Linked DNA regions of Mus musculus: all the other regions are linked to region 3. The links are chromatin loops, found by intact Hi-C in ENCODE. Cell type or tissue: left cerebral cortex. All regions are shown on one strand.

What was found. A loop is a pair of places that touch in the nucleus more often than their neighbours do. Peaks named below come from ENCODE experiments on the same cell type or tissue, not always from the same donor. Only the 100,000 strongest peaks of a DNase experiment are listed, where the experiment ranks them.
Region 1: it touches region 3 in a loop (8-fold over the local background); 13 of 42 quality-filtered maps call a loop at or near these places.
Region 2: it touches region 3 in a loop (7-fold over the local background); 11 of 42 quality-filtered maps call a loop at or near these places.

Annotation. Positions count from the first base shown.
Region 1 is chr10:79,112,493-79,120,492 of GRCm38, reverse strand. No RefSeq gene overlaps it. Among named protein-coding and RNA genes, the nearest start is that of 2610008E11Rik, 19 kb to the right of the region's middle. In left cerebral cortex, a CTCF peak has its summit at 3,735 (motif pointing right); a DNase peak (open chromatin) is centred at 3,750.
Region 2 is chr10:78,741,054-78,749,053 of GRCm38, reverse strand. Ccdc105 (coiled-coil domain containing 105) reads left to right here. Exons shown (of 7, transcript NM_027630.1): 4 at 242-408; 5 at 516-611; 6 at 690-803; 7 at 1,757-2,130. The coding sequence ends at 2,005. Gm30400 (predicted gene, 30400) reads right to left here and starts at 1,924. Exons shown (of 5, transcript NR_155762.1): 1 at 1,766-1,924. In left cerebral cortex, CTCF peaks have their summits at 3,022 (motif pointing right) and 5,178; DNase peaks (open chromatin) are centred at 1,471, 1,701 and 1,867; H3K4me3 peaks cover 1,142 bases; H3K27ac peaks cover 465 bases.
Region 3 is chr10:78,627,545-78,635,544 of GRCm38, reverse strand. Gm47459 (a long non-coding RNA gene) reads right to left here and starts at 5,207. Exons shown (of 2, transcript XR_003948917.1): 1 at 4,939-5,207; 2 at 2,542-3,120. It also overlaps the pseudogene Gm7842. In left cerebral cortex, a CTCF peak has its summit at 3,042 (motif pointing left); DNase peaks (open chromatin) are centred at 3,040 and 5,175.

The sequences.
Region 1 (8,000 bases), 480 kb before region 3:
ATAATTTCAGAAGCTTTGGATGCATTGACACAGGAAGACACCTTCCTTAACAGAACACCAATAATAAGAGCATTAAGATCAACAGTTAACAAATGGGACCTCATGGGACTGAAAAGCTTCTATAAGGCAAAGGACTTATGGAATGGGAAAATATCTTCACCCCACATCTGACTGAGGGCTAAAGAACTCAAGAAATTAGACATCAGCAAACCGAATAATCCAATTTTAAAATGGGGTATAAATCCAAACAGAGAATTCTCAATAGAGGATTCTCAAATGGCTGAGAAACACCTCCATATCAATCAGAGAAATACAAATCAAAACTACTTTGAGATTCCATCTTAAGATTCCACCTATCAGATGGTTATGATCAATAACACGAGTGACAACTCAAGTTGCCAAGGATGTAGAGCAAAGGGAACACTCATCCATTGTTAATGGGAGTGTAAACCTGTACAGACAGTTTAGAAATCAATATGGCAGTTCCTCAGAAGATTGGAAACTGATCTACCTCAAGACCCAACTATACCATTCCTGGTATAGTATACCACTTCTTGTATAGCTCCTTCATACCAGGGACACTTGCTCAACTATACTCACATCAGCTTTATTCATAATAGCCAGAACCTGGAAGCAACCTAAATGTCCCTCAACTGAAAGATGGATGAATAAAATGTGGTTCATTTACACAATGAAGTACTACTCAGCTGTTAAGAACAACATCATTAAACGTGCTGGCATATTTATGAAACCAGTGAAAATCATCCTGAGTGAGGTAATCCAGACACAAAAAGACAAATGTGATATGCAGTCTCTTATATTAGCTGTAAAGGAAAGGATAACTATGCTCTGGAAAGACCAAAATTATACACACTTGGAGGGCTATTGATACATTTTACAAGAAAGATATACTATTTAGAATCTTTGAATGCATTGGCACGTCATGAAATTTACTGGCATATTTATGAAACTAGAACCTGGGAAATAGAATAGATATGGAGGTTGAACAAGGGTAGGGGTGGAAGGGTAGGAACAGAAGGAATCAGGTTGGTGGAGGATGGAGAGAGGGAGAGTACTAGGAGAGACAACTGGAATGGGGGGCATCTCAAAGAAAGCTAGAAACCTAGCAGAATGGAAACTTCCTAGCTGTGATGGTTTGTATACGCTCAGCCCAGGGAATGGCACTATTAGAAGGTGTGGCCTTGTTGGAGTAGGTGTGTCACTGTGGGTGCGGGCTTTAAGACCCTCACCCTAACTACCTGGAAGTGAGTCTTCCACTAGCAGCCTTCAGATGATTTAGAACTCTCAGCTCCTCCAGCACCATGCCTGCATGCCTGTGGATATGTTCCTGCCTTGATGATAATGGACTGAACCTCTAAACCTGTAAGCCAACCCCAATTAAATGTTGTCCTTTGTAAGACTTGTCTTAGTCATGGTGTCTGTTCACTGCAGTAAAATTCAAACTAAGAAAGAAGTTGGTACCAGGAACTGGGGTATGCTGTGATAGGCCTGACCATGCTTTTGTTTAGAAGAATGGATTTTGGGACTTTGGATTTGCAAAGCAGTGGAATGCTTTAAATGTGGCTTAATGGGCCATCCTAGTAGGAATATGGAAGACATAGTTACTGAGAGTGATTTGAATTATTCAGACCTGGCCCAAGAGGTTTCAATGGAGAATTTCAATATGTGGCCTAGAGACATTTTTTTTGTGTGTGTGATATTTTGGATAAGAATGTGGCTACTTTTCGTCCTTGTCTGAAGAATCTGCTTAAAGATAAGGTGAAGAGACTCAAATTAATTGCATTGACAAAGGAAGTCTCAGAAATGCCCATATTAGACTTTGTTCTCTGGTTAAGTCTCATGAAGAACATTTTAAACAAGAACAGCAAGCTGAGAAAGGAAAAATATAAAATCTATGGATTGAATTTTAAATTCAATTTAATTAATTAATTTTAATTAATTAAATTCAATTTATTTCACTTCACCAGGAAGTGAAATGGAGCTGAATCCTGTGTTCAAGGATATTAAATTGAATTAAGGGAGTAGTGACTTTGGGGCAAGATCCTACCCAGCTAAATTTATATCCAGGAATGGTGGTGCACACCTTTAATCCCAGGAAATAAAGGCAAGCATATTTCTGAGTTCAAAGCCAGCCTAGAACACAGCAAGTTCTGGGTGAAGAAAAGCTTGTCCAGGCTTGGTGGACCACACTTTTAATCCCAGTGTTTAGTAGACAGACATGCAGATCTCTGAGTTCAGTCAATTTACAGAGCAAGTTCCAGGACAGCCAAGTTTAGGCAGTGAAAGAGCTAGAAAACAGAAAACTAGTGATAATGTAATAGAAAAAGGGGGTCATGTTCCAGCCCCAGCAAGCAGCAGAACTCAGCAGATTTGGCTTTAGAGTTCATAATAGAAGGGACTACTGGGAAAATTGGTGCTGGTTAGCTGGAGCTAAGAAATTAGTAGTGATTAAGAAGAGACCCATATCACTGAGGTGAAATCTTCTGGGAAGTGTTTTCTGGGAGCACAAACAAGATGTGTTCCAGAGATAGCTAAGGTTATATCTCATGCTGCAGCTGTACTTAGCAATATATAAGAGTAATATATGGTTTTGAAGGCATACAGGAGCCATGAAGAGCAACTGAGTCTTGGCACTGTGAGAGGCCATGGAAGGCCACTGATGAAGGTGCAGCTTCAGTTGCAGTTGACATCCCAGGAATGAAGGGGTCATGCAAAGCAGTTGAGGTTTGGCACCATGAAGAGAGCCTATAGAAGGTCATTGGTGAAGCCTAGTTGCAGGGGAAGATCCCAGTTTATTGAAAATGCCAGTCATGAGGATGATGACCAGCATCAGTAGCATCAGTGGAGTGGATCAATTTGAGCTTAGAGTTCTATGGAACACAGAGCTGTAGAAATAACACCAGCCCTTTGGAAGAGCCCAGAAGATCATGTGTGGAACTCAGACATTGGAACAAGAAGCTGTAATGTTGACGTTGCCTTGGAGACCTCAAGATGTTAAAGATGTCAGTGCTGTGGGATTTCTGCCAATGAAAGCTGCTAACAGAGAGTAGAAGCAGCCCAGGAGAAAGAAATTTGTTGCAGTCAACAAAGATGAAAAAGGAGTTGGAGATCTGAAGACTGCTTTGACATCAGAAATGGAGATACAGAGTTTGGAGTTTGCCCAGCTGGTTTCCTGTCTTGCTTTGGTGATTACAGTTAAGTGATTGTATGAATCTCAGAAGAGACTTTGAACTTTTGACTTTTAACATTGCTTAGACTGCTATAGGCTATGGGGGCTTTTGAAGTTGGACTAAATGTATTTTTTATTATGCTGTTGGTAGGTATGGGGCCCATAGACTCATGTGTTTGAATAAGCCTATAGGGCCCACGGTGTAGAATGTGATGGTTATGCTTGGTCCAGGGTATGGCACTATTAAGAGGTATGGTCTTGTTGGAGTACATGTGTCACTGTGAGTATGGGATTAAGACCCTCATCCTAGCTGCCTGGAAGTAAGTATTCTGCTAGTAGCCTTCAGATGAAGATGTAGAACTCTCAGCTCCTCTTGAATCATGCCTGCCTGGATGCTGCCATGTTCCTGTCTTGATGATAATGGACTAAATCTCTAAACCTGTAAGCCAACCCCAATTAAATGCTGTCTTTTATAAGAATTCACAGCAGTAAAACCCATATTTAGAAGAAATTCATCCAATTTCTGTCAAGCAATGGCCACTAGATGGCGAGATTTCACAGTGTTGTGGGAACCTTTGTGATCTGGGAATAGAATGCCACAGTTGTTGGCATACTCCCTGTGCTTCTTAGGTCTGGAGGTCAGAGAGGCTGTGTATTGCCAGTTGCTTGCCTTGAGAAGGGCTGTTGAGGGGAGATTCACAGGAGGACTCTGAAGGTCAGCCCAGCAGGCCATGATAAGTGCAGCCGCAGAGCTGGTGATGGGCAGAAGACTGGCAGCTTCTGCAGAGTTGGGGTGGGGGGTCTTTCAAGAGAGGTTCCAGAACTTTGTGGGTCTGCAGTCCCCCCTCTGTCATCTGGTCAGGGAGCAGCAGCCCAGCACTGCAGCAGTAGGCAAAGGAGAACCCCTTTGGGGACCCCTGCCCAAAGAAAGCAGATCCCTGACCAGGGAAATTCCTGAGCTATCAGAAAGAAAAAGTTAACGACTCTCTGAAGTACAGACAAGGGTATAATGTTTATAACTTAAGCTCTTATGACATTTAGAGAATGTTAAAACAAAACAGAACATAACTTTAAGAATTCCTAAGGAATGACAAGGCCTGAGAAACAGAAGGAAATACAAGTAATTTCCTTTTAAACAGGATGCATCTGCTTAAGCCACTCTTCTTACGTGTTCTTATAGCAGATTCATAATTCACTATTTTAGTGAAAACTTAGCTGGATTTGAAATGCTAAAGGCCTTTTAAGTTTTTTGTAAGTTTAAAGATTACTTTTTATAGATTCAAGCATTGGGTGTTAAAAGGCATTATTCTGTATGCTCTGGGCTTATACATCATTACACTGAGTTCTAGTTGTGATTAGTGCCACAATAAGACAGTTTCCAAATAAGGAAACTGAGACTTCAGATTATGAAGCTTTTTAAAGGTCCATTTTGTGTAGCAATGTATATATGTTATCTCCAGCTGTGTTTTCCATATGAACACTTCATAGAAATTATGTCAGCTGAGCTTGGTGCTGCATGCCTATAGAATCCGAGTAGGCAGACTGATCCCATGTTTGAGGTCAGACTGGGCCACATAATGAAGCCATTGTGAGAATCTGACTCAAAAATAAATAACAAACAAATGTACAAACAAACAAACAAACAAAAACACAAAGGGAAGAAATTGGTCTTGGTGACACAAGCTTACTTGTTGAGCCCAGAGATTGAGATGTCAGGGCCAGGACATTTAGAGTTCAAGGATATGTTTAGCTACATAGTGAAGTTTGAGGCAGGTCTGGGCTACATGAGATATTTTCTGAAAAAAATCGAACTGAATTGAACCATACATCTCACCTTTTTCTGACAGACCCTACACTGAGAAAATAGACATTGAAATTGAAATCCATGTTGGTTGACTGATGTCACAATGGTCAGTGGCTCCTAGTCAGCACCAAGTGCTAGGCTCAGGGCTAAATACTGTAGATTTCTCACAGACATCCCAAAGGTTGGGAAATGAGGTTAGGGACTGTGCCATCAATTAATCCTGCTACTGGCATGAAACAGTAAGGGTGACGAGAATGGAGACAACAGAGATCCCACATATGCAGGAGGACTGGTTTTGTTTTGTGTTTGACCAGCCATGAGTGTGTGAAAGTGCATTCTCATGATATTTGTAGTCATGCTGGAATTTTCATAGAGTAACAGCTGTAATATCAACCAACACCTGTGTGTGTGTGTAAAACACATTTCATGTAATCCAAACTGGCCTCCAATGTGTGTTGTAGACAAGGCTGTCCTTAAACTCCTAGACATCTTCTTTCTGTCACCTCCCAAGTGCAGAAATTACACATGTGCACCAAAACATGTGTCTTGTTTTCTTACAGTCTAGGCTACCCTGAAACTTGCCAGCCTCAATCTTTTTTGTTTTTGTTTTTAAAATATTTTTATTAGATATTTTCTTCATTTACATTTCAAATGTTATCCTGAAAGTCCCCTATACCCTCCCCCCACCCTGCTTCTCTACCCACTAACTCCCACTTCTTGGCCATGGCATTCCCTTGTACTGGAGCATATAAAGTTTGCTAGACCAAGGGGCCTTTCTTCCCAATGATGTTCGACTAGGCCAGCTTCTGATACATATGCAGCTAGAGACACGAGTTCTGGGGGTAATGAGTAGTTCATATTGTTGTTCCACCTATAGGGTTGCAGACCCCTTTAGCTCCTTGGGTGCTTTCTTTAGCTTCTCCATTGGGGGCCCTGTGTTCCATGCAATAGATGACTGTAAGCATCCATTTCTGTATTTGCCAGGCACTGGCATAGCCTCACACAAGACAGTTATATCAGCGTCCTTTCAGCAAAATCTTGCTGGTGTATGCAATAGTGTCTGCATTTGGTGCCAGCCTCAGTCTTAAACCTTCCCATCACCAGGTTTAACAGGGGTCACCACTACACCCAGTACAGGTCAGCCCTTAGTGAATGCATACATAGTACATAGGACTGATACGAGGAAGTGTACACCTTTTTTAAAAAAATCAATCACTTTAAATGTTTTTCTCTTTTTTCCACAGTGATATAGTTTTTGACAAGCTGGTGGTATGATGGCATTAGACCATACTAGTCTTAGCACTCTTGAGGTCATGGTTCAATCTCTGGGTTTGAAAAATCACAATTGAAAGTTATGACTCAAGAAGAGAGAGAGAGAGAGAGAGAGAGAGAGAGAGAGAGAGAGAGAGAGAGAGAGAGAGAGAGAAAGGGAAGGGGAGGGAAGGGAAGGGGAGGGAAGGGAAGGGAAGGGAAGGGAAGGGAAGGGAAGGGAAGGGAAAGAGAGGAGAGGAGAGGAGAGGAGAGGAGAGGAGAGGAGAGGAGAGGAGAGGAGAGGAGAGGAGAGGAAATTATAGCTCTAGCCAGGCACAGTGGTTGGCACCTAAAGTCTGAGTGTTTGTGAGGTGACAGGAAGTCAGAACTTCAAGGATATCTATCTATCTATCTATCTATCTATCTATCTATCTATCTATCTATCTATCTTCATTCAAGTCCAGCTTAAGCTACAAGGAACCAGGTCTCAAGAAAACAACAAAGAAACAGAAAAGAAGACAGACAACCCTGACATTCTAACGTATATCAACCAGAATGGTTAAGATCAAAAACTTGAGTGACGAGACATGATGATGAGAATGTGGAGAAAGGGGACCATTCCTCCATTGCTAGTGGGAATGCAAACTTGTACAGCCACTCTGAAAATCTAACTGGCAGTCTCTCAGAAAATTGGAAATAGTTCTACCCGAAGACCGCTATACCCGCTCCTGGGTTTATACCCAAAATAATTCTACCATACCACAGGGACACATGCTCCACTATTGTCATAGCAGCCTTATTCATAATAGCCAGAAACTGGAATCAACCCAGATGTCCCTCAGCTGAAGAATGGATACAGAAAATGTGGTTCATTTATGCAATGGAATACTAACCAGCTATTAAAAAGAAGGACATCCTGAATTTTGCAGACAAATGGATGAAACTAGAAAATATCATCCTGAATGAGGTAACCCAAACCCAAAAGGACATACATGGTATGTACTCACCTTTAAGTAGATATTAGCTATAAAATACAGGATACCCATGATACAATCCACACCCCAAAGAAGGTAAACAAGAAGGAAGGTCCAAGTGAGGATGCTTGAATTTCACTTAGGACTGGGAATAAAATAGTCATAGGAGACAAATAGAGGGAGAAAACTGGGTGGGAGAAGAGATAGAGGGAAACGGGAGATCAAGATCAGGTTTAGGGAGAGATAGGAGAGAGGGGCAGAAGATTGGGAGAATGAATGGAAGTCTTCCGCTGGTTGGGAGTGGGGGTAGGGGACATCTCTAGGACATGCCAGAAATCTGGGATGGGGAGGGCTCCCAGGAGTCAGTGCAGGTGACCTTAGCTGAGATACATAGCAGTGGGAATGTGGAACCTGAAGAGGCCATCCCCTGTAGCCAGGCAGGACCCCTAGTAGAGGGATAAGGATTCCAACTCACCCATAAAACATTCAACCCAAAATTTGTCCTATCTACAAGAAATCCAGGGACAAAGATAAAGCAGAGACTGAGAGAATGGCCAACAGATAACCGGCCGAACTTGAAATTCATCCCAGGGCCAAGACCTAATCTCTGACAGTATTAATGATACTCTGTTATGCTTGAAGACAGGAGCCTAGCATAGCTGTCCTCTGAGAGACTCCACCCAGCAGCTGACTAAAACAGATGCAAAAACCCACAGCCAAACAGTGCACGACGTCCAGGGACTCTTATGGAAGAGTTGGGAAAAGGATTGAGGACTCTGAA
Region 2 (8,000 bases), 110 kb before region 3:
CTTGGTCTCTTTCCCTGGGCACTTCCAACAGCACCCATTCATTCACAGGTTCTACTTCAAAACAAGCCAACCGAGGCACAATTTAAATTATCCTTACTTACTAGCCCTTCCGGGGGTTTCTCCCAGTCCTTCATCCATGGCCCTTCATCCCTGGTCCACCACCAGAGAGAGGGGAGAACGGGAGGAGAAACAGGAAGACAAAGAGGCCTGTGGCCCTCATGTACATTCTGTGCGTTCACAGCGTGTGCTAAGGCCTTGTTTGAAGCCAAGCGCTTGTTGATGGAGTCCAAAGACATCTTAACAGAGATGGCAAAGAATGAGGTGGACATTCAAAATCAACAACAGGAGATAAGCAACCGTGTATGCTCCTCGCTGGCACAGAAGATGCGTGAGACCTTGGAGTTGAAGGTGCCCACCCTGCCTGGCTAGGCTCCGGAGGATGGTTACTGCTGGAGTGGTTGGGGAGGGAGGGGACAGTGGCCCAGAGCGAAACCCATGTACTCCCCAATCTCCAGGAAAGAATGACCATGACTTTGGGGCTAATGAGGGGGACTATCCACCGGTGCATGAAATTCAATCAAGAGATGTACGTCACGCGGGGCATCATCAAGGTAAAAGTTTGAGGGATCGGGGACGGAGAGGAATCTGGTAGGCTCGACCTCACTGCTCACCACAACACACTTTGCCAGGGTCCTCTGTTGAAAAGGAACCTGGAGGCGCGAGAGAAACTGAACAGACCCTTGGTTCGCATGTATCAGAGACACGTGGGCACCCAGCTCCCCGAGGCTACTCGCCTTGCCCAGGTATGTTCCCTTCCACTTCCCTCCTGGGTGAGATTACATCCTGGTAAACTGCCTTCCCCAAGCATACCAGATCAAGGGAAAACTGCTCACTGCGGGTTGGCGGCCTCTGACATCAGGCTTTTCAAGTCGCTGGGCCACACCATTCATGGTTTGCCACCACCCCCTCTGCCCCCTCCCCCCCAATAGCCCTGAAACTCTTAACATAAATTGCTCAAATGTGTTCTACATTCTTGGTGCGTGTTGCTGTAAGAACATCCCTCTCTCAGCTATCTCAGCCATTTAGTGTTTGTGTTTTGTTTTTCTCGCAAACCTGGCCCAGCTTCTTACCCCTGCAACAGAGATTTATCTTCTCAACTATGCTTTTTTTGCATGAGGGACCCTTTTCGGTGCACACCTGACCCCTGTATAGAATCCTGCCCGTCTTCACGTCTACTCTATGCTCCTGCCTGTCCCAAAAAAGCTGGGTTTGGCTTGCCAGTCCCCCAGCACTGCCCACTCTCTTCCCATCATGGCTCCTCCCCTTCCCAAAATCAAACAATTTTCCCCAGCCTATCTCTCCTCGGCTTGACCCCACTCTTCCCCAAAACCGCCCAACCTCTACCAATACGGCCCCTCCCTTCTCCCCAGTACAGCTCCGCCCCACTCCAGAACAGCTCCACCTCTCCCAAACAACGGACCTCCTAGCTCTGCTTTGACCCTCCCCAGAAAGACTTTGCCTAGCTCCACTACTTTCTAAAAGCCTCACCCCTCCCCAGACCTCCCACGCCCCTCCCAAGCACGGCAACGCCCCTTCTACATCAGCCCAGATCCCCCACAGACAGGTTCTTTTAAAGCACAGTCCCTCCACTGCAAGGATCTCCTTTGCCTCCTTAGCCAGGATATGCCCCTCCCAGCTCAACCTTCTCCAAGGCTCCGCCCTTCCCCATCAAAACCTCTGCTCCCTCCTTCTCCAGGGTACTGACCTGCTGACCCGCCACAACTTGCACATGGAAAAGAATTTAAAAGAGCTCCGTACAACACACGATAACCTCGCCTGGGGCCTCAACTGCAAAAAGATAGGGCACGATGTGGACTACGATGTGGTGCGTCTGCGCCTACGCCAGCGCCACCCGCACGTGTGCTATGAGCAAGCGCAGCGCCTGGTCAACGACTGGGACCCTCCCACACCAGCGCGCAGCCAAACCAATACCGCCTCCAAGTGACCTCAGCTTGCCTTGGTCTTGTGGGGCTGGAGCGGATACCCCCAGATACATGGCCCTCCCTCTGACTAACCTTCCCTCCAAACGCCCTCTATCAGAACTATAATTAAAATATATTCTCATTATTAGCCACCGACTGTATGTCAGTCACATCGCAAAACCTAGTGTCTCCTCGCAGTCAAATTATTAGGATTTCAATCTTAGCAGCTGGTTTCAAGCTGTGTGGCCTTGGGCAAATCACTGCCCTTCTCTGACCTCAGTCTCTCAAGCCTGTAAAATGAATATAACAGCACCTATCTTAAACGATTGTGATAATGGCAGATGAGTATGTCAGTAGAAGATCTGTAGCACGGTTGCTGCCTATCGTAACATAAACTGTTGTTATTAACATCCCCATGTTACAGGTGAGGAAACTGAGGCACAGAGAAGTTAAGCCTCTTACTCAAGCTTCATTCATGGCTACAGAGCCTGCCCTCTTAGCAGAGTGCTTCCGACCTCCACTTCTGTCTTCATCCCACAAAAAGCATCAGGCCCTGAAACTAAGCAGGTTGGAGCAGTGGGCACAGCTGACATGACCACTGCCCTTGTGAAGCTCACATTCCCAGCAGCCCATGTTCTTTTCGGAGAGACCCTCGAGTGGCCCTGTTCACATCCAGCTGTAGCTCAGTTCCGCCCTATGTGCTCTGGAAACCTTGAACACCATCAAAGAACTCTACTATCTGTTGTCCCTAGATACCAGGGCCTGAGATACACAGACAAAGAGGGGAGGGTGATTTTTGCAGTCTCACTTAGAATCTAAATCCATGGATTCAACCAGTGTCAACTTTAAAAGAGTCTCAGGACCCCTGGGGCTCGGACTTCTACATCAGCACCTGTCAGGCTCTTCCTGAAACCAATCTGGAAGGGATACACTCAGCCTAAGGGAATTGTGGGAAGTTTTTGTTTGCTTGCTTGCCATTTAATTATGCATACTTGTATTGGGAGGTCTGTGTGCAGTTGACCCCAGAGGCCAGAAGATGGCATCAGATCCCTAGAGCTGGAGTTATAGGGTGTTGTGATGCTGGGAGCTGAGCACTGAATCCCTACCCTCTGCCAAGAGCAGTACACACTCTTAACCACAAAGTCATCTCTCTAGCCCTCAATGCAAGGGAACTTAGTAAAGAAATGATGGTTGATCCTCACCAATCAGATTCCATATTTGTGCATGCCCTTCCTTGATAAGAGAAATTTGGTAATCAATGCTGATGTTTGTGAGATCATTTGCAGACAGTCACCAAGCGCTGAAAGTTTCCAGCCATTCTGACTCCACAGGCTCCTCTAGCAGGAACCAAGCAGGAGAGGCCCTTCCTCCTTGCTGCAGCATCCTAATTGAGAACACGTGTCCTCCTGGCAGTATATGTAGTGCCCCTGGTTTTGTACTTCTCAGGCTTTTGGTTAATGGTTACATTGTGTCAGATGCCCTCCAGTGCTTAGAGTGCTGAAACACTGTCCAAGGTCTCTGACACAAAAACGTCATGATGTGTCTTTAAAAAAAAAAAATACTGCAAGGTGTGTTGTCACAGGTCTGTCATCCAGCATTTGGGTGGGGGCAGGAGGATCAAGAGTTCAAGAGTACAGATTTATCCTCAGTTACACAGTAAGCCCAAGGTCAGCTAGGGCTATAAGAAACCTTCCCTTGAAAGAAAGAAAGAAAAAGAAAGGGGGGGCTGGGTTAATCAAAACATTTCTACCACCCCCTGTAAGGCCCAGAAAACACCGCAGAACACAGGATGGGAAGACTGTAAGAGTCAGAAGATGAGGTAAAGGGTTAGGGAATGCAATCACCAGGATAAGACAGTTGTCATGAACTCATACCAGCTGAGGCAGCCCGCATCTGAACCTATGCAAGACTAAGCCTGTCAACAGTCAGATATGAATCAGGGAGGGACTCATAGCACCCTACTCCTCCCTGATGAATAGTAGCTACTGATATATTCCTGGAGAAGGGGAGTCGGTGGCTTAAATGGAGTGCCCATTGATCAACCCACCAGGCTCCAGTGGATACATCTAATCCAGTGGTCACACAGATGTCCCTGGTTAAACTCAGTGGGTAACAAAACAAAAAGACATCAATCCACAAAGGCAATTGATAGGGGTGGGAGGGAGATGTAGGGTGGGTGGCTGGGTGGGTGACCAGAATGTATCATATACATGGATAAGATTGTCAAAGACAAAGGTGTCTCAATCAGGAAACTGAGGGCCCGAGTTCGGATCCCCAGCACCCAAATCACAGCCAGGCCTGTCAACTGAGTCTGTATCCTCAGAGCTGCATCTTCAAAGCTTATTGATCAATCTGTCTAACCAATCTGTATCAAAAATAAGATGCAGAGTGATAAAGGAAGCCATCTGATATCAACCTCTAGCCTCCATATACACACATGTGTGCATGAACCAATTATGTGTAAGCACAAGTACACACACAAAGCTTCATGTCCTATAAGCTTCATTCAGGCATGCATTACAATGTTGTTTACTATAAACATGTCAACAATATCCAAGTCCTAAATAAACTGCCTTTAAATAGAAGCTGAAAACAAGGTTGGGTGTGAATTATTTGATCAAGCTGTAGTCAGAAGTTTCATTTCCCAAAGGAACCGTGATTCCGCGCCACCGATTCCGTGCTCACAGGGGTTTTCTGAAGCATAGCTAAGATCCCTAATGACTGTGTTTACAAAGATGTGGGTTGTAAGCCAGAAGAAAGCCCATGACAGGGTGACCTGCTGTTAACTTCTGCAGTTTTCCTCAAGTGGGTCTCCAGGACCTGATTCAAGAAGCTGTTAGGAAGTCCTGCAGGGTGAACCCCACTGGCTGCTGTCCCCTACAGGTAGAACCACCTGTTTTTTAAGCTCCAGCACTTCCTTCTCTGAGCACAGGACTGCTTGTTGATTCTCAGAAACCATCCTCAGGGATGCAAATGTTCTTTTTGCAAGGGATGCCTTGCCCAATGCCACTACCCTCATCCTTGCTGACACAGCCCCAGTTGTCACCTTACCTTACACAATGTTCCCAAGGCAGCATTTGCACAATCCCACAGAGGTGTCAGCAGGGACAATCCCAAGGAGTTCCAGGGACTCTGCAAGACACCTTCTCTGGGAGGCCATAAGGTGGTGTCCTATCCACACATTAGAGAAGAGGGAAAAGGCTGGAGGCAGTGATGAGGCTCAGATATGCTACTCAGTGAGTACAAGGCTCTGTCTGACTTGTAAGTACTTGCAACCAAAACAAGAAATGATAACAAACAAGAGTTGGCCAGCAGGGTTATGTCAATGAAAAGTTTCTACACAACAAAGAGATCCATCCACAGAGATACAGAGATGCCTCCAGGATTCTTTCGAATATCTCATCCACCTCACTGAGGAATAGGCTAATGTCCAGAAGTTCCCAACCTGTGGGTCGAAACCCCTTTAGGGGGTCAAACAACCCTGCCAGAGGGGTCACATAAGATTATTGGAAAACACAGATATTACATTGCAATTCATAACTAGCAAAATTACAGTTATGAAGTATAAATGAAGATAATTTTATGGTTGGAGGTCACCACAACATGAAAAAAAAAAAACTATTTTAAAGTGTGGCAGCATTAGGAAGATTGAAGACCGCTGGTCCAGAATAGACATGGAACTGAAAGGTCTTAACCAAAATAGATACTCCACTGAGAAATTGGCAAGTGGGATGAACAAATGTCTCTCAAAAGAAGAAACAGTCCAGTCCTACAAATCTTCCTTTCCATACTGAACACACCTGGCTCACTTGTTCAATGGCCTTATTATTCTCACTTTGATTATTGGTTCCCTAACTGGGGTCAGCAAAAATTTCTTCACATCTCCCCAGAAACAGTGTCAGAACACACACATGCACACACATGCATGCACACACATGCACGCACGCACGCATGCACACACGCACCCACATATAAATGAACAAAACAATGCACTATTGAGTATGAGAAGTGTTTGGGTTTTTGTTTGTTTGTTTGTTTGTTTGTTTACTTGCTTGCTTGCTTGCTTGCTTACTTACAAGATTTCACTAAGTAGTCCAGACTGGCTTTGATCAAAATCCTCCTGCCTCAGCCTCTGTGTAATGGAGATTACAGATATGTCTTACAGAGTACAGAGCAATTTCATATGCAAAATATCCTATGGATTTTATTCTTGTATTCACCCATTTTTATTATTATAACTAAATACATCAGGCTTGGTAACTATACAGAAAAATTAATTCATTTAGTTCATACTTCTAGAGACTCAAGGACACAGAAAATAGAACCAAGTCAGTTTTGGTGCAGATCTATGACAGATAACTTGTGAAACCATGAGAAAGCCCACATGAGGTCTTTGAATCAGAACAGTCCCCATAGGTTCACATACTTGAATGCTTGGCCTCCAGTTGGTGCAGCTGTTTGTGAAAAGTTATGAGGAATGAGTTTGTTGGAAGAGGCATGTCACCGGAGTGGGGATGTTTTAAGGTTTCAAAAGCCCATGAAATTATGATATCCCTGTTCTCCTTCTCTTCCTCCCTACCTCCCTCTCTCCCTGCTTCCCTTCTTCAAGCTTGAGAGTCAGATACACACTCTCAGCTAATGTTCCAGCTGCCTGCCTATTGCCATTCTCCCCACGATCACGGACACAGCTCCTGAACCTGAAAGCACCCAGTAAACCTTTCTATACATCCCTTGGTCATGATGTCTTATCACAGCAATACAAAAGAAACTAAGACATCATCACAGGCCAGAAAGACAGGATGGACTCAGGATCAGGCTTGCTCTTACAACTCTCACGAGAACTAAATCCTAGGTTCCCTTACCCCATGTCTCCTTCCCAGCTTCATACTTCCTTTTATTAAACAACCCCAATCCTTCCCAAACAGTTGCAACAACTGGGATCAAGCATTCCAGTATATGAGCCTATGGGAGACATTCTAACTCAAAGACCACAGGTGGGTTTTTTCATGATGACACATTATCTTTCATTGGTTCTCATCAGAGCTGACCTGGTTCCATTTTCTGTGACCTTGAGTCTTTAGAAGTATGAGCTAAATAAATTATTTTTCTTTATAAAGTTACCAAGCCTGAGATATTTAGTTATAGTAATAAAATGAGTGGATACAAGAATAAAATTGATAGGATATTTGCATACAAGAGCTAGTTGGTGTTCCTCACATGTGCATAGATATTCGGCCCTCTGATGGTAGGTAGACTTCGTGTCTTAGGGTTTCCATTACTGTGAAAGAGAGACCATGGACAAGATAACTCTTATAAAGGAAAGCATTTAATTGGAGCTGGCTTATAGGTTCTGAGGTTCAGTCCATTATCATCATTGTAGGAAGCATGGCAGCATCCAGACAGGCATGCCACTGAAGAAGCTGTGAGTTCTACATCTTCATCCAAAGGAAGCCAGGAACAGGCTATCTTTAAGGCAGCTAGGAGGAGGGTCTCAAAGCCCAGCTCCACAATGACACACATCCTCCAAAAAGGCCACACCTACTCCAACAAGCCAGCACTTCCTAATAATGCCACTCCCTGAGCCAATCATATTCAAACCTCCACACTTCGCTTCTTAAAGTTACACTCAATTGTTAGCACCTCTCCACTAAAGACCAGGCTTCCAATACTGGAGGTGGATGGGGGTGGGGGGCAGGGTAAGGGCAAACCACACTCAAATCATAGCACTCCTAATAATCTTAAATACATCTGTTTCCTTCTAGCCTCACCCCAGTTTGTGACCCATGCCACCATCTGCCTGAGTGTTCCTATGAAGCCTCCTTCCTGGCTGTCTGAAATAGTTTCTTTTCTGTTGCTATGATAAAATATCATGACAAAAAACAACTTAAGGAAGAGAGGGTTTATTTTAGCTCATTGTTCCAGAGCAGTGGTTCTCAGCCTTTCCAAATGTGTTCTAAACTATAACACTTTAATATACTTCCTCATGTTGTAGTGTCCCTCAACCATAAAATTATTTTG
Region 3 (8,000 bases):
TGGAAGGAGAGAGGTTGTCCTCTGGTCTCCCCATGTGCAAATGGCATATGTGCACACAGACAGTAACAATAATAATAAATAAAAATGTATAAAGAAAGTGAAAATGAGAAGCAGAAAAGCAGAAAATGCTTACAGCTGAGTAGTGTGTTCTCAGAGTCCCAGCAACTCAGGAAGTTGGAGCAAGATGTTCACTTGAGTTCAAGACCAGACTAAGCAATATAGCAAGACTTTGTACCATAAAATAGGGTTGGGGAGCTGCCTCCCAGAGCAAACATCTCGTAAACCTGATAACCTGAGTTCAATTTCCAGGACCCATGTCAAAAACTGGATACTAGCTTGATCTAACATGGAGCCGGCCAGGGGTGGGTGGTAGGTGGGGGGGGGGGTGTTCATGAGGCCCCATCCTACTTGAGTCCTATTGACAATTGATGGCTCTTGGGGAAGGGAAAGCCAGTTTTCTTTAAGAATGAGGTCTCTGGTAAGTAAACCACAATCTAGTAGTTAGCATCACACTCACCTAGAGGTGTGTGGACATCTCAAATAGAAGTTGTGGGCATAGGGAGGTCTAAAGTAGGGCATACAGGTGATCTGAGAGGAGTCGGGAAATGAGATGGGTGAATGTGAATAAAATGCATTGTATGAAATTCTCAGAGAATGAACACAATTATTTGTAGTAGGATACTATGGTGTGTACAAAATTCCTATGGGGAAATGAGAGCCAGAGACTGGAGGATGTGAGAAATGCTGGCAGGCCAGTTTGATGGAACTACAAACCACAGCATCAGGAACAAGACAGACCTTGCCTCAGCAAGGTGGAAGGGAGAATCCAGTCCTCAAGTGACCTTCACATTGTGGTAGATGCAGACTGTAGTGATATATACATATTAAATGTCCTTTCAAAGATGCTGAACTTTTTCCAGACCTTTCAGGAAGATTAATAACATGTCTTGAGATCATTTAAGACATAGCCTGGTACCCTACTGTGTGTCAAACTCACGAATTTGAGTTTAACCTGCTTTTAAAAGAACAATATAGCCAACCTATGTTCTAGATTTCCCATGCTTTTACAACTTAAGCTAAAGTCATAGCTTTAACCTCAAGTTACATATATATACTTCCATGCCTCTGACCCGAATAGTAAAGTGTGTGTGTGTGTGTGTGTGTGTGTGTGTGTGTGTGTGTGTGTGTGTGTTATAATCATCTACTGGGAGCAGCCAACAGACTGAAAATAACCTTAAACAACAAACATCTCTTAAATGTTGGAGACAATGTATGGATACAGGTTGATAAGGTCTGTGTGCAGTTTCAAGTGCTATTCGGGGTCATTTGGGGTCAATAATGAAATGTCTTCCTTTGTGTCTCTCTGTTAAAGTTCTCTCTAAAGAATTCATTGTTTTATGTTGCAATAAATCTCCAACCCCAATAAGCCTATGCAAAAACACACAACTTAGTTACAATATTTCGAAGCTGCATGCCTAGCTTGGGCAGATTTACCACTGCACTACTCTATTCCCCAACTATGAGATCCCTTGCTACTTGTGGCTTCTCGGGCCATGTGGTTCTGCTCCATTTTCTTTCCACCTCCTCTTCCTCTGACCTCCTCCTCCTCCTCCTCCTCCTCCTCCTCCTCCTCCTCCTCCTCCTCCTTCTCTCTCTCTCTCTCTCTCTCTCTCTCTTTCTCTCTCCCACTCTCCCTCTCTCTCTCTTCCCCATTCTCAAAAACGTCCAGCCCCACTTTTCCCTTACACTTCCCTATCACAGGCTCTGGCCTTTATTAGACCAGTTAAAATGGGAAGAAAGTTCACATGAAATCGAGTGAGTGCAGTCCACTCCTGTCCCAGAGGGCTGCCCCTCCTAAGGAAGCAGAATTAACACCAGAATGCAAGCATCACCAGGGCAACCTTCAACTAAGATGGAGCAGAGACTGAGGGGGTGGCTAACAAATAGCTAGCTAACTTTAGACCTATCCCATGGACAAGTACCAGACACTATTACACTCTGTTGTACTTGCAGACATGAGCCCAGCATGGCTGTTCTCCTAGAGGATCTACGCAGCAACTGACTAAAACAGATTCAGAGACCCACAGCCAAACATTGGATGGATCTTAGGAGCTCTTATGGACGAGTTGGGGGAAGGTTAAGGTTCCCAAAGGGGAAAGGAACTCCACAGGAAAACCAACAGAGTCAACTACCCTGGACCCTTGGGGGTTCTCAAGAACCACCAACCAAAGAGCATACATTGAGATGGACCTATGTGTAGCAGATGTACAGCAAGGTGGGCACCCCAGCAACTGAGCCAGGGGCTGTTCCTAAAACTGTTGCCTGTATCTGTTATCTGTATCTGTTCTTCTGGCTGGGCTGTCTTGTCTGACCTCAGTGGGAGGGGATGTGCCTAGCCCTGCAAAGACTTGATGTGGCTGGGGGGGGGGGATATCCAGGGGAGTCTCCACCCTCTCAGAGGAAAATGGGGGAGATATTCTGTGAGGGGAAAGGGAGAGCAGTGACCATGATCTAAAGTTAATAAATAAATAAATCCTAAAATAAATTTTTAAATAAATTTTTTAAAAAAATTATTCCTTTCCCACATCATGCTTTCTCTGCTAGTCAATAAATACAAGACAAAGCCCTTTCTTAGGGACAGGCACATGTCAAACACAAATAACGTGCCAGCACAACAGAAAAACAGTAGAGACAGATCAAATACACACAATAGAGAGGCACAAGCAATTAATCACAGACTATAGATAGAGAGAAGTGGACAATTCAAATTTGGGCAGATTCTTGTTCAATCTGCACCAAAGAGATTTCTCTCTCTCTCTCTCTCTCTCTCTCTCTCTCTCTCTCTCTCTCTCTCTCTCTCTCTCTCTCTTCCTTAATATGACAATAATGAACAGGTACAGAGATGAGGAGAGAGAGAGAAATAAACGTTATTTCAGGGGTTGAAGAGTGAGTGAGGCTGCTCTGGAAGATCTGAGTTTGGGTCCATGCATGCTCATCCTGCACCTCACAACTCCACTCCAAGGGATCCAGTGCCCTCTTCTGGCCACTTCAGACACCTGCACAGACATGTGTGATGATGATGATGATGACGATGACGACGACGACGATATCCACCACCTTCTGGAGAGATTGTGAACAAATCACATCATGGATTTTTACTACTAGGGATATTATTCATAATAAAGTAATTACTATATAAGTAAGCCCAGACCACTGAGGAACCATTTCAAAGCATCTTTTATGATACAATAATTAATCCTTAGTTGGCCTTTCATAGTTAAACAGTCTTCTTGTGGATTTTTAAGCCACAATCTTTTTCTCACGACTTAAAAGCAACCATGAGGCTACATGGTGCTCCATGTTCTATCTGTCAGTCCCCTGGGATTACTGTGAAGACAACTTAGGTGATGTCAGCATCAACACTGGGTCACAGTGACAATACCTATCCCATGCTTGCTGCTTTTATTCTCTCTTTGGCATTCTTCATAGTGAGTCAAGCTCCCGTCTGCTCTTAAGTCACTTATCTGTCACTTTGCCAACACCTGCTCATGCAGAATCCATGCTTTGCCACTTAAATGGTAGCACAGTGCATGCAGGACAAGCATGATTGTCAAACAGTGCTATCGTGCTACCTCACCTATCTTTAAAGGATACAAGTTAGGAGTCTGGGGATGCAATCCAATTGGAAAAATATTTGTCTGGTATAACAAAACTGTAGGTCTGATGCCCAGCATCTTAAAACACCGGGTAGAGTTAAAACACTTAATTAGGGTTTATATTGCTATGATAAAACACAGTGACCAAAAGCAACTTGAGGTGGAAAACATTCATTTTGTTTATACTTCCAGGTAACAGTTCACCCCTGAGGGAAGCAAGGGCAGGAACTCAGTGGGGCAGGAACTTGGATGCAGGACCTGAAGCAAAAGCCAGAGAGGAATGCTATTTACTGCTTTACTTCTCATGACTGATTCAGTCTGCTTTCTCAGATAACTCAGAAACACATGCTGAGGGACAGCAGTGTTCACCTACCCTCACAACCCCTAACTACCACCACCCACTATTGGCTAAGCCCTCCCACATCAACCATTCATCAAGAGAAATGCCTACCCGGTTGTCTACAGGCCAATCTGATGGATACATTTTCCCAACTGAGTTTTCTCTACTCACATAACTAACTGTGTCAAGTTGACAAGCAAAACAACCAAGACAGAAGGACCAGCAAGGAGGCTCAGTAGGCAAAGGTACTTACCACAAAAACTGACAGCCTGAGTCTGATTCTCAGGATCCCCAGAAGGAAAGGAAGTAACTAACTCCCTTCTCTTACCTTCATGCTCAGGCAGTGGCTCTCATGTGCCTTGGCCCATCTGCACCACACACACACACACATTAAATTAAATTAAATTAATAAATGTAAAAAAGAAATTTCAAACTGGGCATGGTGATATACACCTCTAATCCCAGCACTTTAGGAAATACAGTCAGGAGAATCAGAAGTTTAAAGTCATTCACAGCTACATATCAAGTTCAAGTCCATTCTGGGATTATAGAAAACCCTGTATCAAAGGCAAAAGAGAGAGAGAGAGAGAGAGAGAGAGAGAGAGAGAGAGAGAGAGAGAGAGAGAGAGAGAGAGGAAGAAGAAGAAGAAGAAGAAGAAGAAGAAGAAGAAGAAGAAGAAGAAGAAGAAGAAGAAGAAGAGAGGGGAGGGGAGGGGAGGGGAGGGGAGGGGAGGGAGGGAGGGAGGGAGGGAGGGAGGGAGGGAGGGAGGGAGGGAGGGAGGGAGGGAGGGAGGGAGGGAGGGAGGGAGGGAGAGCAAGCTGAGGAGTAACTCTGTAGTACAGAGCTTGCCTCTCATATACAGGTCCTTTATTTCATCTTCTCATCTGGAGATTTTACAGATGATTTATTAAGTTTAACTATCTGGAAGAGTTCATATTTACCTGAAGAATACCACTGAGTTCACCTTCACAATAAGATGCCAGAGGTAAGCAGAAGGTCAAGTCACCTCTCAAATCTTTCCGTTTGTGTCAGCATTGGCATTGTTGATTCATACTGAGTGTCTGCTGGGGGCAGAGGATAGTGCTGTGTTCCAAGCCACATTAGGTGGCATCCTTGAACAGGTTGGTAGTTCTCAGAGTTCTGACAGCCAGAACTGTCTACACATGGTCTGGTGAGATGGCTCCGTGCCCAGGATGCTTGCTGCCAAGCCTGATGCTCTGAGTTAGATGCATCCCATAATCAGCCTCCAAACGCTGACACCATTGCATACACTAGCAAGATTTTGCTGAAAGGACCCTGATATAGCTGTCTCTTGTGAGACTATGCCGGGGTCTGGGGTGCCTGGGCTACTGTGCGGTGGTGGCCGCAGGAGCTCCAGCACCAGCTCTTTTGATATAGTCATCATTGGAGGTGGAATTGTGGGCCTTGCCTCTGCCAGAACGCTCATCCTGAAACATCCCGGACTTTCGATTGGTGTGGTGGAAAAGGAGAAAGATTTAGCTCTTCACCAGACTGGACACAACAGCGGCATCATACACAGTGGGATTTACTATAAACCAGAATCTCTGAAAGCTACATTGTGTGTAGAAGGCGCAGCCCTCATCTATGAGTACTGCAACCTCAAGGGAATTCCCTACAGGTAATGTGGCAAGCTAATAGTAGCTGTTGAACAAGAAGAAATTCCCAGACTTCAGGCCTTGTATGAGAGAGGCCTGCAGAATGGAGTCCAACGCCTGAGGCTGATCCAGCAGGAGGATATAAAAAAGAAGAAGCCGTATTGCAGGGGTCTAATGGCTATTGGTTGTCCATACACTGGCATTGTGAACTACCAACAGGTAGCTTTGTCATTTGCCCAGGATTTCCAAGAAGCAGGTGACTCTATCTTGAAAGATTTTGAGGTAAAAGGTATTGAAATAGCTAAAGAAAGCCCTTCAAGAAGTAAGGATAGCATGAACTATCCAATCGCTGTCAAGAACAGCAAGGGAAAGGAGATTCGGTGTCGATATGTTGTCACGTGTGCTGGTCTTTACTCAGACCATATTTCAGAGTTGAGTGGCTGCAATCCTGACCCTCAAATTGTCCCATTCCGAGGAGATTACCTGGTCTTAAAGCCAGAAAAAGGCTATCTTGTAAAAGGAAATATTTATCCGGTCCCAGACAGCCGGTTTCCTTTCCTTGGAGTTCACTTTACGCCCAAGTTGGAAGGCACTATTTGGCTAGGGCCTAATGCAGTGCTTACCTTTAAATGGGAAGGTTACAGACCCTTTGACTTCGATGCCAGAGATGTTGTGGAAGTAATTCTCAAAAGCGGCTTCATTAACCTGATGTTCCAGCATTTCTCTTATGGAGTTAATGAAATGTATAAAGCCTGTTTTCTCAGTGAAACAGTGAAGCATCTTCAAAAGTTCATTCCTGAAATCACCATCAGCGATGTCCTTCGAGGTCCTGCTGGAGTACGGGCCCAGGCCCTGGACAGAGATGGAAATCTGGTGATTTTGTGTTTGACGGAGGGACTGGCGAGACTGGAGACCGCGTCCTTCATGTGAGAAATGCGCCTTCGCCTGCCGCCACTTCCTCCCTGGCAATTTCTAGAACGATAGCAGAGGAAGCACAGCAAAGGTTTAAGTTGTGAGTGGCGGAGGGAACTGTGCTTACGTTACAGTCCCCACGTCAGCAACAAGGGTCTACCGGCTGCGTTTTAAAATTAGAATTTAAGAAAACAATTTGAAAACCATGCCTTTAAGGCTAAAATAAACGTTGACTTATTAACAGGATATAGTAGATATGATAATTTTTTAAAAATTCAGTCCATATTCTTGTGAACAAAGAAACAATTTATAATATTTTTCCTTTTTCTAAATAGCTGCTTATTTAGAAAATGAAAATGCTTGATTTCAAGAAAATAAATGAAATTTCACATTTCTAAGTAGCATAGAAGAAAGTCAGTCTTTTACTGCAGCCCCGCAGTGTGGCACCATCACTCCACGTGACTAGCAGTGCGCCTGTGTGCTTGCTGCCTACACTACAGTTTTCTAAGCCGAGAAATGAAAGTCCCTAAAAGGACTGATTTTATAAGTGCAGTTTAAAATCCTGACCCTGGGTGCGTCACTGTGTAATTTTATGTGTCTCACACCTCAGTCCCTTGGTCACACTAAGGTTCCCAAGATGTTGGCCAGGATTACTAGTGATCCCTATCTATTTGGGTTTTCAGAATTCCTATAAGCTTTGTGAGGACATTTCTCCATTTTTGGTTAATATCTAACTTGGAGGCATTCACTTTTGTAAACCTCGAAAGTGCCTTATATCCTTCATATTTACTTCATTAATGTGGTGAGTCGGTGCCAAGTGCCATACTGTGTGTGCACATGCGCATGTGTGGGTAGTGCCATATTGTTACTGTGTATACTATATGTGTGTGTTCGTGTGTGTGTGTGTGTGTGTGTGTGTGTGTGTGTGTGTGTGTGTGTGAAGTACCATATTATATTACTGTGTACGTGTATGTATGTGTGTGTATGCGTGTGCTCGCATGTGTGTCTTAGCTAGTGAAGTGTGTCTTACAACTCAGAAAGTTAGAAAATAGAAATATAAGTGAAGAACTGGCAGCCTGGCCATGGAAACAGGCAGCACTTCAGGAGACCCTTCGTCTGTCCTCCCGAGCGTTCTCTCAGGTTGATCTTGGTTTTCCTCGCCAACACTGTGATGGATGTATGAGAGGGGTGTTCATGTTGATAGGAAACCCTTTTCCTGCCACTTGTTTCTCTTCACTTCAGTCCTTACTGGTTACATTTATTAAGCTATCTAATCCATTAATTTAAAGGGATACATATTGTGGGCCTCAGTTGGAGAGGCAGCATATCCCAGGTTAAATACTCAACCCTTGGGCTGGGCATATTGAAACACTCAGAAATCATTTACAGAAAAACCAAGCCCTAGTGGTCCTCCATAGCAGCTGATTCCAGAAGAAGCACTGCAGAGCACGTCTCTGTTCTAAGACATCAGTGAC